Regions from separate parts of the Homo sapiens genome. Here region 1 is linked to region 2. Evidence: chromatin loops called from intact Hi-C (ENCODE). Cell type or tissue: heart right ventricle. All regions are shown on one strand. Each heading gives the region's core, and the rest is flanking DNA. Links, peaks and the distances in the headings are about the cores only. Region 1 holds the start of QARS1 (glutaminyl-tRNA synthetase 1). Region 2 has its middle 19 kb from the start of NICN1.

What was found. A loop is a pair of places that touch in the nucleus more often than their neighbours do. Peaks named below come from ENCODE experiments on the same cell type or tissue, not always from the same donor. Only the 100,000 strongest peaks of a DNase experiment are listed, where the experiment ranks them.
Region 1: it touches region 2 in a loop (2.3-fold over the local background); 5 of 110 quality-filtered maps call a loop at or near these places.

What each region holds. Positions count from the first base shown.
Region 1 is chr3:49,100,565-49,108,837 of GRCh38, reverse strand. QARS1 (glutaminyl-tRNA synthetase 1) reads left to right here and starts at 4,081. Exons shown (of 24, transcript NM_005051.3): 1 at 4,081-4,221; 2 at 4,367-4,514; 3 at 4,866-4,975; 4 at 5,132-5,207; 5 at 5,429-5,493; 6 at 6,366-6,419; 7 at 6,573-6,633; 8 at 6,939-7,010; 9 at 7,133-7,218; 10 at 7,397-7,483; 11 at 8,164-8,263. The coding sequence starts at 4,105. USP19 (ubiquitin specific peptidase 19) reads left to right here. Exons shown (of 27, transcript NM_001199161.2): 27 at 310-788. The coding sequence ends at 426. RefSeq lists enhancers at 2,907-3,556, 3,750-3,909, 4,120-4,309, 4,859-5,509, 7,984-8,273. In heart right ventricle, for the core only: no CTCF peak of the experiment used is centred there; a DNase peak (open chromatin) is centred at 3,977; H3K4me3 peaks cover 2,415 bases; H3K27ac peaks cover 2,486 bases.
Region 2 is chr3:49,444,200-49,452,522 of GRCh38, reverse strand. No RefSeq gene overlaps it. Among named protein-coding and RNA genes, the nearest start is that of NICN1, 19 kb to the right of the region's middle. RefSeq lists enhancers at 3,399-3,538, 8,026-8,323. In heart right ventricle, for the core only: CTCF peaks have their summits at 3,019 and 3,222 (motif pointing right); a DNase peak (open chromatin) is centred at 3,262; H3K4me3 peaks cover 542 bases; H3K27ac peaks cover 1,193 bases.

The DNA of each region.
Region 1 (8,273 bases), core at 274-8,273, 340 kb after region 2:
TGGGGAGGTTGTGGCCCCTGCAGGGGCAGAGTATCCTAGGGTGTGTATCCATCTGGCTGTCTGTCCATTCATCCTGCTGCTCTGACCCTTGGCCTCAGGCTTGGCCCTGCCCAAGCTACTTCCTGTACTTAAAAGTGTTAATAAAACCAGACTATTCAGGCCCAATCTCGTCTCTCTGTCTCAACGCCGCTGCTGTCTGCGCCTGCCTTGGGACCCTCCCTTGGGTGCCAGGGCTCCAAGCCAGCACCCCCGGGATGCCAGGCGGCATGCTGGGCAGCCCCCAACCCCTGTCCTCGTATTCTGTTGCAGGGACTAGGCCCTGGCCAGGCCCCCGAGGTGGCCCCCACGCGGACAGCCCCTGAACGCTTCGCCCCCCCTGTGGATCGGCCAGCCCCCACCTACAGCAACATGGAGGAGGTGGATTAGCAGGTCCCTGGCTGATGGGGGGGACTGGGTTTGGGACACCCACACAGAGGGCCAGCTCCTTGCCGCTTCTCCTTCTCTAACCCAGAGGACACTGGCTCTGTCAATGGGAAGCTGAGGGGTATGATTTGGGTGTGGAGACCTCTCAGGTTGGGACTTCTTGTCAGCTTGGACCCCTGACCAGTGGGCTTTGGCTTCTCCAGCCGCCTCCAGTGCTGCGTGATTTGATTCTGTTGTACCTTCAATTCTTCTGACCCGCATTATAAACATTATAATTTTATTCTAAAAATTGTAATTTTTTTTGCATTTTGGAAGTGACTGCTGCTGTTTAAATATATTTTAAAAATAAATAATAAGTAAGTAGACTTAGTGACTGTGATCCACCACATGCTGGGGCCACCTCCCCTCCCCATCATTTGCGGTGTGTATGTGTGTGTATGTGTGTTTATATATGAGAGACCCTGAAAGTGCCCTAGTCTGAAGGGAGATGATGGGGTCCCAGCTCATGTCCTATGGGTCATGAAGCCCCCAGTGCTATCAGCTTTTTGGAGCCTACCTGCTGCTCTTTCATCCCACTGGTTCTGGATCCTACATAAGAGGCAGCTTGGTAGGCATCGTCAGGATCTCAATATAGCCAAGGGACAGAGGAGTATATGAAGCACTGGAGCTGACAGCGTGGAGTAAAAGGTGCATTCACCAGAGCAGCCTGGGGCTGACAAGTCAGGGAGGACTTGGGGGACAGAAGTACTGGGAGATCTTCCTCCTCCTCTCCTGTCCTCAGCTTTTTCTTTGCTGTAACTTGAACACTAACTGCATCCCTGCAGGTAACAGAGCAGGAGGAAAACTGCTGTGGGGCAGATCTTGCTGCCCTGAAAAGAGGACAAGCAGAGAGGACCAGAGTGAATCTTGTCTGACTTCTATTGGAGGGAGGGTGCTGGGGCCTGCCAGCCTGAAGAGTCTTCCCTTAAGAGTTCCTGAAGCCTTCCTTCTTTGGCCAGGCATGGTGGCTCACACTTGTAATCCCCGCACTTTGAGAGGCCGAGGCGAGTGGGTCATGAGGTCAGGAGTTCGAGACCAGCCTGGCCAAGATGGTGAAACCCCGTCTCTACTAAAAATACAAAAATTAGGTGCAGTGGCGGGCACCTGTAATCCCAGCTACTTGGGAGGCTGAGGCAGGAGAATCGCTTGAACCTGGGAGGCGGAGGTTGCAGGGAGCCGAGATCGCGCCACTGCACTCTAGCCTGGGCGACAGAGCAAGACTCCGTCTCAAAAAAAAAAAAAAAAAAAAAAGTTGCTGAAACTGGCCAAGTGTGGTGGCTTATGCCTGTAATCCCAGCACTTTGGGGCGAGGTGGGAGGATAGCTTGAGCCTAGGAGTTCAGGACCAGCCTGGGCAACATAGTGAGACCCTGTCTTTACCAAAAATATAAAAATTAGCTGGCTCTTATGGTATGCACTTGTAGTCCCAAATATTTCAGAGGCTGAGATGGGAGGATCGTTTGAGCCCAGGAGGTTGCTGGACCCTACCTCTGTCCATTCCACGACTGGGCCTTGCTGGCTGCTGCCTGGTTTTTCCACTTGGTCATCTTTGTCTTGACTTTTCCTGGAAGCAGTGCCAGGGGCTTATGCAGGCAAGCTAACCTCCAGACTGGGCCCATACAATTTAACATTTCTGCTTTGTGCAAGTCGTAGACATCTAGGGCACTAGCTGGATATCGACTGGTATGCTACCACTTGTGGCATTCTTGGTGACACTGGTGGGGCTACTGCCTCATTCTATGACTTGTAGCCATGGCGTCCACAGTGTACCATGAAGTAACCAGGGAAGGGAGTGCAGATCTTGATCTCATTGAGGGAGCCATCACTAGACCTGTAGGACTTGGTGATGGTGCTACAGTGAATCTATTGGCAGCATCAGGTACTGAGGAAATAGTGGCAGTGGCAGGCACTCTGCATGGCTTTGCTCACCATGGGCACCTTTATGGTGGGCTGGGTACTTGCAGCTTCAAATTTGGTGCACGGCTGGTGTGGCTATGGCTCTGCTTCTTGGTACCTGTCCTTAGCACCACTGGTCTGCATCCCCTGCTTAATTCCTGCACCTGGCCTTTCTCATGCAGTACACTGCAGGGCTAGGCATCTGGCTGGGGCCACGGGGCCATGGAGATGTGGGAAGCCCCAGGACAGCATTGGACCTGGATAGCGATACAGCATGTGGCCCTGGTCTGCACCTGGCATGTGATCATTAGGTGGTATCCAGATGTAGGCCCAGACTTGGAGGTTGGTCATTAATAATGGGATGTGGGCACAAAAGACACAGAATATAGATAAAGACTAGTCAGGATCCTGCCTATTCCTTGAAGGTCCAGAAGTATGAGCATCACCAATTCCTGCAAGAGCTCCAATCTCAAATGTGGGGATTTCCACCATCCCACCACCAGCTGCTCATTCTCTGCAACCCCCTACCTCAGTCCCTTACTACCTTAGTCCCTTTTCTCACACACACACAAAGTCTCTGTTCTGTTTCAGCCAGCAGGTCCTGGAAGTCCAGTGAGACTGTGGAAAGATCCCCAAGCACAACAGCTATAATCATGAAGCTATAACCATCTCATTTGTCCCACCCTCTCACAAGCTCAATAAAATATCCTCTCAAAGGCCTGCAGAGGGATTTCAAGGTCTAATTTGCTTGTGGTTTTCCTGATAATGCTTTGGCAAGAGGGTAAGTGTGGGATGAGATTTTTTTTTCTTTTCTTTTTTTTTTTTTGAGACAGTCTTACTCTGTTGACCAGGCTGGAGTGCAGTGGCACAATCTCGGCTCACTGCAACTTCCGCCTCCCAGGTTCAAGCGATTCTCCAGCCTCAGCCTCCTGAGTAGCTGGGATTACAGGCGTGCGCCATCACGCCCGGCTAATTTTTGTATTTTTAGTAGAGACAGGGTTTCACCATGTTGGCGAGGCTGATCTCGAACTCCTGGCCTCAAGTGATCCGCCCGCCTCGGCCTCCCAAAGTGCTGGGATTAAAGGCCTGAGCCACTGCGCCCGGCCAAGATTTTAAACCAAATCATCATAGAACTTATGTGAGGTCCCTCCTGGCCCAGACCCGTCCCTTCCCTTTCCTGGCCAGCTGTGTCCAAGTGGGCACCTGAAAACCGGCGGACTTATGGGGCCCCTGGATCGGTCATTCCACACATTCTCTACGATGGAGTCTGGATGAGGGATTTCCTGGGCTTCATTTGTTCAACTGTTTCCATGACAACTCCAAAGCTGTGGCGTCAAAAGCGTGACAGGGACTCGCATTTGCCCCCGAGGACAATTACTATATTGAGATGGAGTTACCAGGGCTGAAGTAGAAAAGTCAGAGCAAAACCACGCCTGTGTCTTCCTCCTGCCTCAGGGACGAACACCTTCCTTCCAGGTCCGTGGCAAATATCTCCAAAAGCCCTGCCGCCTGCCAACACCCCTTCAAGTTCCCAGTTCCACGGAGGCGGAAGCAAAGCCCCCGGAAAGGCCGGTTTGTCCGCCCTGTGTTGTTTAAAGGGGATAGACGACCTTGGAGCGCCCCGCCCCCTCCCGCCAAGGAAGGACCCCATTGGCTCTCCCCGGAGGCTTCACTCTCATTGGTCAGCGAGTGAATGCCGACCTGCAGACTGGGGCCTAAGTTTCTTTTAGTTTCCGGTGTCTCTGCAATGGCGGCTCTAGACTCCCTGTCGCTCTTCACTAGCCTCGGCCTGAGCGAGCAGAAGGCCCGCGAGACGCTCAAGAACTCGGCTCTGAGCGCGCAGCTGCGCGAGGCCGCTACTCAGGTGCGAGCCCCTCTGCCCCCGGCCTGGTTTGCAGACCATGCTGCAACGCAGCGCGGGGCGGGGTCCAGATCCCGACCTGCCCCGTTTGTCCCGCCCTTTCCTCTCACTGAGCGCGGGGCTTCTCTCTTGACCCCTCTGACCTCAGGCTCAGCAGACCCTGGGTTCCACCATTGACAAAGCTACCGGGATCCTGTTATATGGCTTGGCCTCCCGACTCAGGGATACCCGGCGTCTCTCCTTCCTTGTAAGCTACATAGCCAGTAAGAAGATCCACACTGAGCCCCAGCTAAGCGGTGAGACCCCTACCTGTCCTGCCAGTTCGCACCAATGCCTCCCTTCAGCCAAGACCCCTGTCTTCCCTTTTTGCCAAGTCCTCCAGTTTCTTTCTAGACACCTAGTTCTGCACAGGCACTGAGGCATGGAAGGGGTGGCCTATGGTGAGACTGACACGGGAACTGTCAGGGTCTGAGGGGGGATCCACTCTCGACACGTGCTTCTTTCTTCCCTGTGTTCTCTAGGGTGGTGGTGCCAGGGCTTAACTTTTCAGGAGGCCAGACTATCCTTGGAGTTTCATGAGATTAGGACCCTGTCTGTCCACTTCTTGGAGCAGAGATGCCACAAACTCACGGGCTCTTTCTTCTCAGCTGCCCTTGAGTATGTGCGGAGTCACCCCTTGGACCCCATCGACACTGTGGACTTCGAGCGGGAATGTGGCGTGGGTGTCATTGTGACCCCAGAGCAGATTGAGGAGGCTGTGAGTCTTTCCCCAGGCATCGTCTGCCTCCCCAGTCCTGGCCATGGAAAGGAGTGGCTCAGTTTCCCTCCTCAGGAAGACCCAGAGTGAGGGTGTGGGTTCCCAGAATATCTCTAAAGGTGGCTTTCCTGAACCACATGGTTTGGCTTTCTGCAGGTGGAGGCTGCTATTAACAGGCACCGGCCCCAGCTCCTGGTGGAACGTTACCATTTCAACATGGGGCTGCTGATGGGTGAGCAGGGCCTGGAACGGGGCTATATTGTTCTCTCTGGTCATGCCTTTTCTTCTGGGCACGAGTGAGAAGGAGGTGGGGGAAGGAACAGGAGTGACTTAAAGTGGTCTGGCTGGGCTCAGGCTCTGGTTCTGGTGGTCAGCCAGGACCTTTCCTTGGGAAAGAGGTGGGGGGAGTACTCTTTTTTGCCTTTCTGCAGCTCCTTGTGCCTATGCTTCTAGGAGAGGCTCGGGCTGTGCTGAAGTGGGCAGATGGCAAAATGATCAAGAATGAAGTGGACATGCAGGTGAGCGTGCTTCACTAAGCTGAAGCTGGCAAAGACTCTGGCATGAACAGAGCCTGGAATCCACTAAGGGATAAAAGGCAGGAAGAGGGCTGGGCATGGTGGCTCACGCTTCTGATCCCAGCACTTTGGGAGGCTGAGGCAGGAGGATTACTTGAGCCCAGGAGTTCAAGACCAGCCTGAGCAACATATTGAGAACTCCTCTCTACAGAAAATTTAAAAATTAGCCAGACATGGTGGTGTATACCTGTAGTCCCAGCAATTTGTGGGGCTGTGGTGGGAAGATTGCTTGAATCTAAGAGATCAAGGCTGCAGTAAGCTCTGATTGCACCACTGCACTCCATCCTGGAGTACAGAATGAGACCCTGTCTCAAAATCAACAACAATAAAAAAAGGTGGGAGGGGGCTGGGCATGGTGGCTCACACCTGTAATCCCAACACTATTGGGAGGCTGAGGTGGGCAGATCACCTGAGGTCAGGAGTTTGAGAACAGCCTGGCCAACATGGTGAAACCCCATCTCTACAAAAAGTACAAAAATTAGCTGGGTGTGGTGGCGGGCACATGCAGTCCCAGGTACTCAGAAGGGCTGAGGTAGGAAAATCGCTTGAATCCAGGAGGCGGAGGTTGCAGTGAGCGGAGACTGTGCCATTGCATTCCAGCCTGGGCAACATGAGCAAGACTCCAGTCTGGGCAACAAGAGCAAGAGCATTTTAAGCTAGCAGACCCACATGAGAAGAGATGGGATGGGCTAGGTAGGTTTTTTCAGTCAGTGCTGGTAGATAGGCCAGGAAGCCTTGGGTTGGTGGGTAGGATCAGTCAGGGGCTCCTTGAAAGAGGATACTCCTGCCTCTGCCTGATTCTGGTCTCTGCTCAGGTCCTCCACCTTCTGGGCCCCAAGTTGGAGGCTGATCTGGAGAAGAAGTTCAAGGTAGGGATGGGCATGGCCCTGAGTCCCTGAGGGTGAGGTGAGGTATGGTGAGACTTCAGGCTGGGGAAGGAAGTGTCTGACCACAGGGATCCCAAGACCCTATCCAAGAGAAAATTTGATGCCATTTTCTGAAGCACCTGGGGCTTCTTTCAGGTGGCAAAAGCTCGGCTAGAAGAAACAGACCGGAGGACGGCAAAGGATGTGGTGGAGAATGGTGAGAAGCTTGAGACTCCTGTCACAGCATTCAGCTCCCTGACTTCTGAACCTCCTCAGAAGAGTCCTTACAGGCTCCTCAGGCCCTTGGCTTACTCAGTACCCTGACTTCTGTCTCAAGACTGGGATTCCTGGTGTTTCTTTTGTTCCCTTTGCCCAGAGACTGGCATGAGAGGCCTCAGATGTCTGGCTCTAGATATCTTGTCTCTGGAATTGAGGGAATAGGGGTCTACTCAGTTCTGTTCTGGCTGTAGGATATGGTAAATGTATCTAGAGGACAAGTTTTCCTTGTTTTGTTCCCCACAGGCGAGACTGCTGACCAGACCCTGTCTCTGATGGAGCAGCTCCGGGGGGAGGCCCTTAAGTTCCACAAGCCTGGTTAGTGGGCATGTCAAAACCCTGGGGAGGGCTGGATCTTGGCAGCAGCTCCTATAGTCAGGCCCCTGGGGTCAGAGGCTTTGGCTGCAGCCTGGTCCTTAGGCTTATTCTGGTCCTGGCAGGTGAGAACTACAAGACCCCAGGCTATGTGGTCACTCCACACACCATGAATCTACTAAAGCAGCACCTGGAGATTACTGGTGGGCAGGTGTGTGGGGATGTGGCCATGTGAGCTTGTGCCATCAAACACCTGCCTGAGTGCCTGGGCTGCGTCCATACTGCCCCATCTCACCCATCACCATGGCCTTCCTGGGAGGGAACATCTGTTTCTTTAAGGTCATCTGAGCTCAGACTTTATTTCTCTTTTCCCATCCCCCTTATTTTAGGTACGTACCCGGTTCCCGCCAGAACCCAATGGAATCCTGCATATTGGACATGCCAAAGCCATCAATTTCAACTTTGGCTATGCCAAGGTAAGCATGTGTCTAGGGACCTGGCAAGCAAGATGACCACTTGCTGTTCCCATGAGTGGATACCATATCCCTGCCTTGCTGTCTGCTCCCAATAATGTACCCAGGTGGGCAGAGGCCATGGAAAGGAACCACATGTGTGACAGATACCTAGGAATCTATTGAGCTTATTGGAATAAATAGCTCCCTCCCTCTGAGGAGTCAGTGAGTTCAAATTTGGGGGAGTTGCCAGTGCAGTCCCTAGGCTTAGAAAGATGCTAGGTTAGATACAGGAAGGTGAGAGAAGCTCTTGAAGACATTTTTAATTCTGACATGAGTCCGGGTTGGGTGGCTCACGCCTGTAATCTCAACACTTCGGGAGGCTAAAGTGGGTGGATCACTTGAGGTCAGGAGTTCGAAACCAATCTGGCCAACATGGTGAAACCCCATCTCTACTAAAAATACAAAAGTTAGCTGGCCATGGTGGCACACGCTTGTAGTTTCAGCTACTGGGAAGCTGAGGCAGGAGAAACCCAGGAGGTGGAGGCTGCAGTGAGCCAAGATGGTGCAAGATAATCAAGACTCCATCTCAAAAAAAAAGAAAATTCTGACATGAGAGTGCTCTGTGAATATCCTAGTTTGATAAACAGGATTGTGGGGCTGATGGATGATGTGGGAGTTCACAGATGGTGCAACTTTCCTAGGCCAACAATGGCATCTGTTTTCTGCGTTTTGATGACACCAACCCTGAGAAGGAGGAAGCAAAGTTCTTCACGGCCATCTGTGACATGGTAGCCTGGCTAGGTATGGACTA
Region 2 (8,323 bases), core at 125-8,124:
GCGATCTCAGCTCACTGCAACCTCCGCCTCCCGGGTTCAAGCAGTTCTCCTGCCTCAGCCTCCCGAGTAGCTGGGATTACAGGCATGCACCACCACACCCAGCTAATTTTTGTATTTTTTTTTTTTTTGAGATGGAGTCTCGTTCTGTCACCCAGGCTGGAGGTGCAGTGGTGCAAGCTCGGCTCACTGCAAGCTCCGCCTTCCAGGTTCACGCCATTGTCCTGCCTCAGTCTCCCGAGTAGCTGGGACTACAGGCGCCCGACACCACGCCCGGCTAATTTTTTTGTATTTTTAGTAGAGACAGGGTTTCGCTGTGTTAGCCACGATGGTCTCGATCTCCTGACCTCGTGATCTACCCGCCTCGGCCTCCCAAAGTGCTGGGATTACAGGCGTGAGCCACCGCGCCCGGCCAATTTTTGTATTTTTAATAGAGATGGGGTTTCACCATGTTGGCCAAGCTGGTCTCGAATTCACAACCTCAGGTGATTCTCCCGCCTCGGCCTCCCAAAGTGCTGGGATTACAGGCATGAGCCACTACGCCTGGCCAATTTTTTGTATTTTTAGTAGAGACAGGGTTTCCCTATGATGGCCAGACTGGTCTTGAACTCCTGACCTCAGGTGATCCACCCACCTTGGCCTCCCAATGTGTTGTGATTACAGGCATGAGCCACCATGCCTGGCTTTTTGTTTTGTTTTGTTTTTTTGGACAGATCTTGTTTGGTGGCCCAGGCTGGAGTACAGTGGGGCGATCACGGCCCACTGCAGTCTTGAACTCCTGTGCTCAAGCAATCTTCCCACCTCAGCCTCGCAAAGAACTATTTTATTTTATTATTATTATTATTTTTTGAGACAGAGTTTCGCTTTTGTTGCCCAGGCTGGAGTGCCATGGCGCAATCTCAGCTCACCGCAACCTCTGCCTCCCAGGTTCAAGCAATTCTCCTGCCTCAGCCTCCCGAGTAGCTGGGATTACAAGCATGCACCACCATGCCTAGCTAATTTCGTATTTTTAGTAGAGATGGGGTTTCTCCATGCTGAGTCTGGTCTCGAACTCCTAACCTCAGGTGATCTGCCCACCTCGGCCTCCCAAAGTGCTTGGATTACAGGCGTGAGCCACTGCGCCCGGCCTATTTTATTTTATTTTATTTTATTTTTTTGAGACATAGTCTTGCTCTGTGGCCCAGGCTGGAGTGCAATGGCGCAATTTCAGCTCACTACAAACTCTGCCTCCCGGGTTCAAACAATTCTCCTGCCTCGGCCTCCTGAGTAGCTGGGATTACGGGCGCCTGCCACAACGCCCAACTAATTTTGTGTGTGTGTTTTTAGTAGAGATGAGATTTCATCATGTTGGCCAGGCTGGTCTCGAACTCCTGACCTCAAGTGATCCACCCACCTCTGCCTCCCGTAGTGGTGCTGGGTTTACACTGCACTCCAGCCTGGGAGACAGAGCGAGACTCCGTCTCAAAAAACAAACAAACAAACAAAAGCTCTATGAGAGGAGAACCTTTGCTGTATGTTTCTGTGAGAAAAGTGTTCAGTAAATAATAGTTTTTTATTTTATATATATATATATTCGTTTGTTTTTTCTTTTGAGACAGAGTCTTGCTCTGTGGTGCCCAGGTTTGAGTGCTGTGGCGCGATCTTGGCTCACGGCAGCCTCTGCCTCCTGGGTTCAAGCGATTCTCCTGCCTCAGCCTCCCGAGTAGCTGGGACTACAGGTCATCATGCCTTGCTAACTTTTGTATTTTTAGGAGAGACGGGGTTTCACAATGTTGGCTAGGCTGGTCTCAAACTCCTGGCCTCAGGTGATCCACCCGCCTTGGCCTCACAAAGCATTGGGATTACAGGTGTGAGCCACCGTGCCAGGCCTATATTTATTTATTTTTTTTAGAGACAGGGTCTCACTATGTTGCCCAGCCTGGCCTCAAACTCCTGGGATCAAGCAATCCTCCTGCCTCACCCTCCCAAAGTGCTGGGATTACAGGCATGAGCCACTGTACCCAGCAAAATATTTGTTAAATAAAAAAAATCATAAAGCTGAAACTAGATCTATATACAATTTGGCAGAAGGATTCTATGACCACTCATCAGCTGTGTGGCTTTGAGCAAGTTATTCAATCTTCCTATTTTTCCATTCAGTTTTCTTACCTTTCCACTCAGTTTCTTTTCTTTCTTTTTTTTTTTTTTTTTGAGACGGAGTCTCGCTCTCGTCGCCCAGGCTGAAGTGCAATGGCTCGATCTCAGCTCACTGCAACCTCCCCCTCCCAGGTTCAAGGGATTCTCCTGCCTCAGCCTCCCGAGAAGCTGGGATTACAGACGCATACCACCACGCCCGGCTATTTTTTGTATTTTTAGTAGAGACAGGGTTTCCCCTGGCTGGGCATGGTGGCTCACGCCTGTAATCCCAGCACTTTGGGAGGCCGAGGCGGGCGGATCATGAGGTCAGGAGATCGAGACCATCCTGGCCAACATGGTGAAACCTCTTCTCTACTAAAAATACAAAAATTAGCTGAGCGTGGTGGCATGCAACTGTATTCCCAGCTACTCGGGAGGCTGAGGCAAGAGAATCGCTTGAACCCAGGAGGTGAAGGTTGCAGTGAGCCGAGATCACATCACTGTGCTGCAGCCTGGCAACAAAGCAAGACTCCGTCTCAAAAAAAAAAAAAGAGCGAGACGGGGTTTCACCATGTTGGCCAGGCTGGTCTCAAACTCCTGACCTTGTGGTCCGCCTGCCTCGGGCTCCCAAAGTCCTGGGATTACAAATGTGAGCTGCCACGCCTGACCCATTTACTACAAGTTTATGCATACATCCTCTGAGGGCAGGAGTTCTTACCTTGAAGGCTGTGGGCAGTCTTTATGGGTCTCTGGAAAGAAAGAGAGAGAAGGAAGGAAGGAGGGAGGGAAGGAAGGAAGGAGGGAAGGAGGGAGGGAGGAAAAGAAAGAAAGAAGAAGGGAAGGAAGGAAGAAAAAAAAAGGGCTGGGCAGAGAATGAATGGGCTTGCAAAATACTCTTTCAGCCAGCCATTTCCAGAATTCAGGTGTGGACCATACAAAAGGGAGCCTGGCACAGTGTTGTTATTTTTCATTGTCTTGGTAATGCTAGGACATAAGAGCAGAGAAAAACCTTTGGAAAGTTGGGGATCCGAGGTTAAGGTAAGGAATATCATTCCAGGCCCCATCAGCCTTGGATAGATGAGCTTGATTCTCAGAGGCAGGTGATGCTCCATCTTCCAGCAGATGGCGCTAACTGTCCTTATTATATCTGAGGGTTGCCAGGTTAGAGACTGTTCTCGGAGACCTGAGATAGGGACTGGTCGCAGGAAATGGTGCCAAGGAAACGGAAGGTCATCATTCACTAATTAAACACCAACTAAACACCTATGTGCCAAGGCCTATTCTAGACACTGAGAATTTGGCCATGAACAAGACAAAGTCCTACTTTTACAAGGGGTGCATTTTAGAGATGTGTTGTCAAATATGATAGTCACCAGTTTACACATGGCTACTGAGCACTTGAAATGTGGCTAGTCCGCGGGACGCGGTGGCTCATGCCTGTAATCCCAGCACTTTGGGAGGCCGAGGTGGGCAGAATACGAACGAGGTCAGGAGTTCGAGACCAGCCTGACCAACATGGTAAAACCCCGTCTCTACTAAAAATACAAAAATTAGCCGGGCGTGGTGGCGGGTGCCTGTAATCCCAGCTACTCAGGAGGCCGAGGCAGGAGAATCGCTTGAACCTGGGAGGCGGAGGTTGCAGTGAGCCGAGATCGCGCCACTGCACTCCAGCCTGGGCGACAGAGCGAGACTCCATCTCAAAAAAAAAAAAGGGCCAGGCGCTGTGGCTCACGCCTGTAATCCCAGCACTTTGGGAGGCCAAGGCGGGCGGATTGCCTGAGCTCAGGAGTTCGCGACCAGCCTGGGCAACACGGTGAAACCCCGTCTCTACTTAAATACAAAAAATTAGCCGGGCGTGGGTGCCCCTATAGTCCCAGCTACTTGGGAGGCTAAGCCGGAAAATCGCTTGAACCAGGAAGGCGGAGGTTGCAGTGAGCCGAGATCGTGCCACTGCACTCCAGCCTGGGCGACAGAGCGAAACTCCATCTAAAAAAAATAAAAATAAAAATAAAAGAAATGTGGCTAGTTCAAATTGAGATGTGCTGTAAGTGTAAAATATACACCAATGTCAAATATTTCGTATGGAAAAAATGACCTAAACTAATATTTTAAACATTAATTTTTATGTTGAAATGATCATCTTTTATATACAAGTGAAATATCCTATTAAAATAAATTTAACCTATTTCTTTCTTTCTTTTTTTCTTTTTTTTTTTTTTTGAGACGGAGTCTTGCTCTGCTACCCAGGCTGGAGTGCAATGGCATGATTTTTGGCTCATTGCAAACTCCACCTCCTGGGTTCAAGTGATTTTCCTGCCTCAGCCTCCCAAGTAGCTGGAATTACAGGTGCCCACCACCACACCCAGCTAATTTTTGTATTTTTAGTAGAGACGGGGTTTCACCATGTTGGTCAGGCTGGTCTTGATCTCCTGACCTCAGATGATCCACCTGCCTTGGCCTCCCAAAGTGCTGGGATTACAGGCGTGAGCCACCGTGTCTGGCCTCACTATGTCGCCCAGGTTAGAGTTTAGTGGCATGATCATGGCACACTGCAGCCTCCACCTCCCAGGTTCAATCGATTCTCATGTCTCAGCCTTCCCGAGTAGCTGGGATTTACAGGCAGATGCTACCACACCCAGATAATTTTTTTTTTTTGAGATGGAGTCTCGCTCTGTCGCCCAGGCTGGATGGAGTGCAGTGGTGCAATCTCGGCTCACTGCAAGTTCCACCTCCCGGGTTCATGCCATTCTCCTGCCTCAGCCTCCCTAGTAACTGGGACTACAGGCGCCCGCCACCACGCCTGGCTAATTTTTTGTATTTTTAGTAGAGACAGGGTTTCTCTATGTTGGCCAGTCTGGTCTTGAACTCCCGGCCTCAAGTGATCCACCTGCCTTGGCCTTCCAAAGTGCTGGGATTACAGGCATGGGCCACCTTGCCCAGCCGAGACTTTTTATTTATTTAGTTATTTTGAGATAGGGTCTTGCTCTGTTGCCCAGGCTAGAGTGCAGTAATATAATCATGGCTCACTGCAGGCTAAAACTCTCCAGCTCAAGCAATCCTCTTGTGCCTCGGTCTCCCGAGTAGCTGGGACTACAGGCGTGTACCACCATGCCCACCAATTTTTTTTTTTTTTTTTTTTTTTTTGGTAGAGATGAGGTTTCCCTCTGTTGCCAAGGCTGGTCTTAAACTTCTGGGTGCAAGTGATCCTCCTGATTGGGCCTCCCAAAGTGCTTGGATTACAGTTGTGAGTCACCTCGCCCAGCCTAAGGGAGACTTTAACTATGAGTTATATCTATCTATGTTTATGATATTAGAAATTAAAACTGAGAAAACTTTAAACTATTTCTTTTTGTTTGTTTTCTTTTTATTGAGACAGGGTCTCACTCTGTCACCCAGGCTGGACTGCAATGCTGAGATCATATGTCACTACAGCCTTGACCTTCTGGGCTCAAGTGATCCTCCTGCCTCAACCCCCTGAGTAGCTGGGACTACAGGTGTGTGCAACCACACCCAGCTAATTTTTCTTTTTTTTTGCAATGTTTGTGGAGATGGGGTTTTGCCATGTTGCCCAGGCTGTTCTCTAACTCCTGACCTCTGGTGACCCGCCTGCCCTGGCCTCCCAAAGTTTTGGGATTACAGGTGTGAGCCACAGCACCCGGCTACTATTTGCCTATAAACAATAGGCCGGGTGGGTCACCTGAGTATTAAATCATATTTATAGCAGGCCATTGGTTTGGGTAGAACTCCTGTACTAGGCCCAAAAGACCAAACCAAAATTGAGTTACTTGTGCTGAAGTGCCATTCCACGAAGCTGCAACTAAATTATTTATCTAATCTTCCAAGAAATTAGGAGAGAGAGGCCGAGTGCAGTGGCTCATGCCTGTAATCCCAGGACTTTGTGAGGGCGAGGCAGGCGGATCACTAGAGGTCAGAAGTTCAAGACCAGCCTGACCAACATGAAGAAACTCCATCTCTACTAAAAATACAAAATCAGCCCGGCGTGGTGGCGCATACCTGTAATCCCAGCTACTTGGGAGGCTGAGGCAGGAGAATTGCTTGAACCCAGGAGGCAGAGGTTGCAGTGAGTGAAGATCATGCCATTGCACTCCAGCCTGGGCAACAAGAGCAAAACTCCATCTCAAAAAAAAAAAAGAAAGAAAGAAAAAGAAAAGAAATCAGGAGAGAGAGAGATAATAGCCAAATCTCCAAACAAGTCAATTTTAGACAACATGATAGAGAAATTCCCTCTGCTTTAACCTCTACAAAGAACATACTTTTGAAAGAACCAATCCCCTTTTGTTCACTGTTTCTGCTTTCCTCAACCCTTTTCTGCCTACGCAGCCAAACTGCTCTGCTCAGTTCATCAGAACACTCACTGTATTTTATTTTATTTTATTTTTTTGAAACAGAGCCTCACTCTGTTGCCCAAGCTGGAGTGCAGTGGCGCAATCTCAGCTTATTGCAACCTCCACCTTCCGGGTTTAAGAGATTCTTGTGCCTCAGCCTCTGGAGTAGCTAGGATTACAGGCATGTGCCACCACACCTGGCTAATTTTTGCATTTTTTAGTAGAGACGGGGTTTCACCATGTTGGCCAGGCTGGTCTTGAACCCCTGGCCTCAAGAGATCCACCTGCCTCAGCCTCCCAAAGTGTTGGGATTACAGGCGTGAGCCACCACGCCCAGCCTCATTCTATTTTATAGAATGAAGTGTTGCCTGATTGTGGAATCATAGATAAAAGCCAGTTAAGATCCTTAAACTAGCTGGGCACTGTGGCGTGCACCTGTAGTCTCAGCTACTCAGAAAGCTGAGATGGGAGAGTCACCTGAGCCCAGGAGTTCAAGGCTTCAGTGAGCCACTCCACTGCATTCCAGCCTGAGCGACAGAGATTCTATCTCAGAAAAAAAAAAAAAAAAGAAAGAAAAGAAAAAAGGAAAAAAAAGGAGATCCTTGCTGGGCACAGTGGCTCACGCCTGTAATCCCAACACTTTGGGAGTCCAAGACAGGTGGGTCACCTGAAGTCAGGAGTTCAAGACCAGCCTGGCCAACATGGTGAAACCCTGATTCTACTAAAAATACAAAAATTAGCCAGGTGTGGTGGCGGGTGCCTGTAATCCCAGCTACTCAGGAGGCTGTGGCAGGAGAATCATTTGAACCTGGGAGGTAGAGGTTGCAGTGACCTGAGACTGCGCCATTCCACTCCAATCTGGGCAACAAGAGCAAAATTCCATCTCAAAAAAAAAAAAAAAGCGATCCTTAAACTAAATTTGTTGTGATTTTGTTTTTGACAAGATTGGAAGATGGATTAAAAGAGACAAGATCCAGCTATATGCTGCCCCCAAGAGTCTTACTTTAAATATAAGGACACTTTGGGAAGTTGAGGTGGGCAGATTGCTTGAGCTCAGGGTTTCGAGACCAGCCTTGGCAACACCATGAAACCCAGTCTCTACAAAAAATACAAAAACTAGCTGGGTAGGGTGGCCTATGCTTGTAGTCCCAGCTATTCAGGAGGCTGAAGTGGGAGGATGGCTGAGATAGGCCACTGCACTCCAGCCTGGGCAACAGAGCCAGACCTTGTCTCAAAGAAAGAATGAATGAATGAATGAATGGCCGGGCGTGGTGGCTCACACCTGTAACCCCAGCTCTTAGGTAGGCAGAGGCAGGAGAATAGCTTGAGCCCAGGAGTTCCAGACCTGCCTGGGCAATATAGCGAGACCCCATTCTCCACCAAAAAAAAAAAAAAGACAATAAATAAATAAATGAACACAAAGAAATTATAAGAAATGGCCAGGCCCAGTGGCTCACGCCTGGCACTTTCAAAATCCTAGCACTTTGAGAGGCTGAGGCGGGCAGATCACATGAGGTCAGGAGTTCGAGACCAGCCTGGACAACATGGGGAAACCCCGTCTCTACTAAAAATACTAAAAATTAGCCAGGCGTGGTGGTGGGCGCCTGTGATCCCAGCTACTTGGGAGGCTGAGGCAGGAGAAGTGCTTGATCCCAGGAGGTGGAGGTTATAGTGAGCCGAGATCATGCCACTGCACTCCAGCCTGGGGAACAGAGCGAGACTCTGTCTCAAAGAAAAAAAGAAAAAAAAGAAAAAAATTGTAAGAAAAAATAGCTCAGAGCAGTCTGAATTATGTGTGGTGTGCAGGCACAGAGAGACTTCCGGTATGAAACTTCAGTCATGCTCCCTCCCTCAAGCCCATGCCT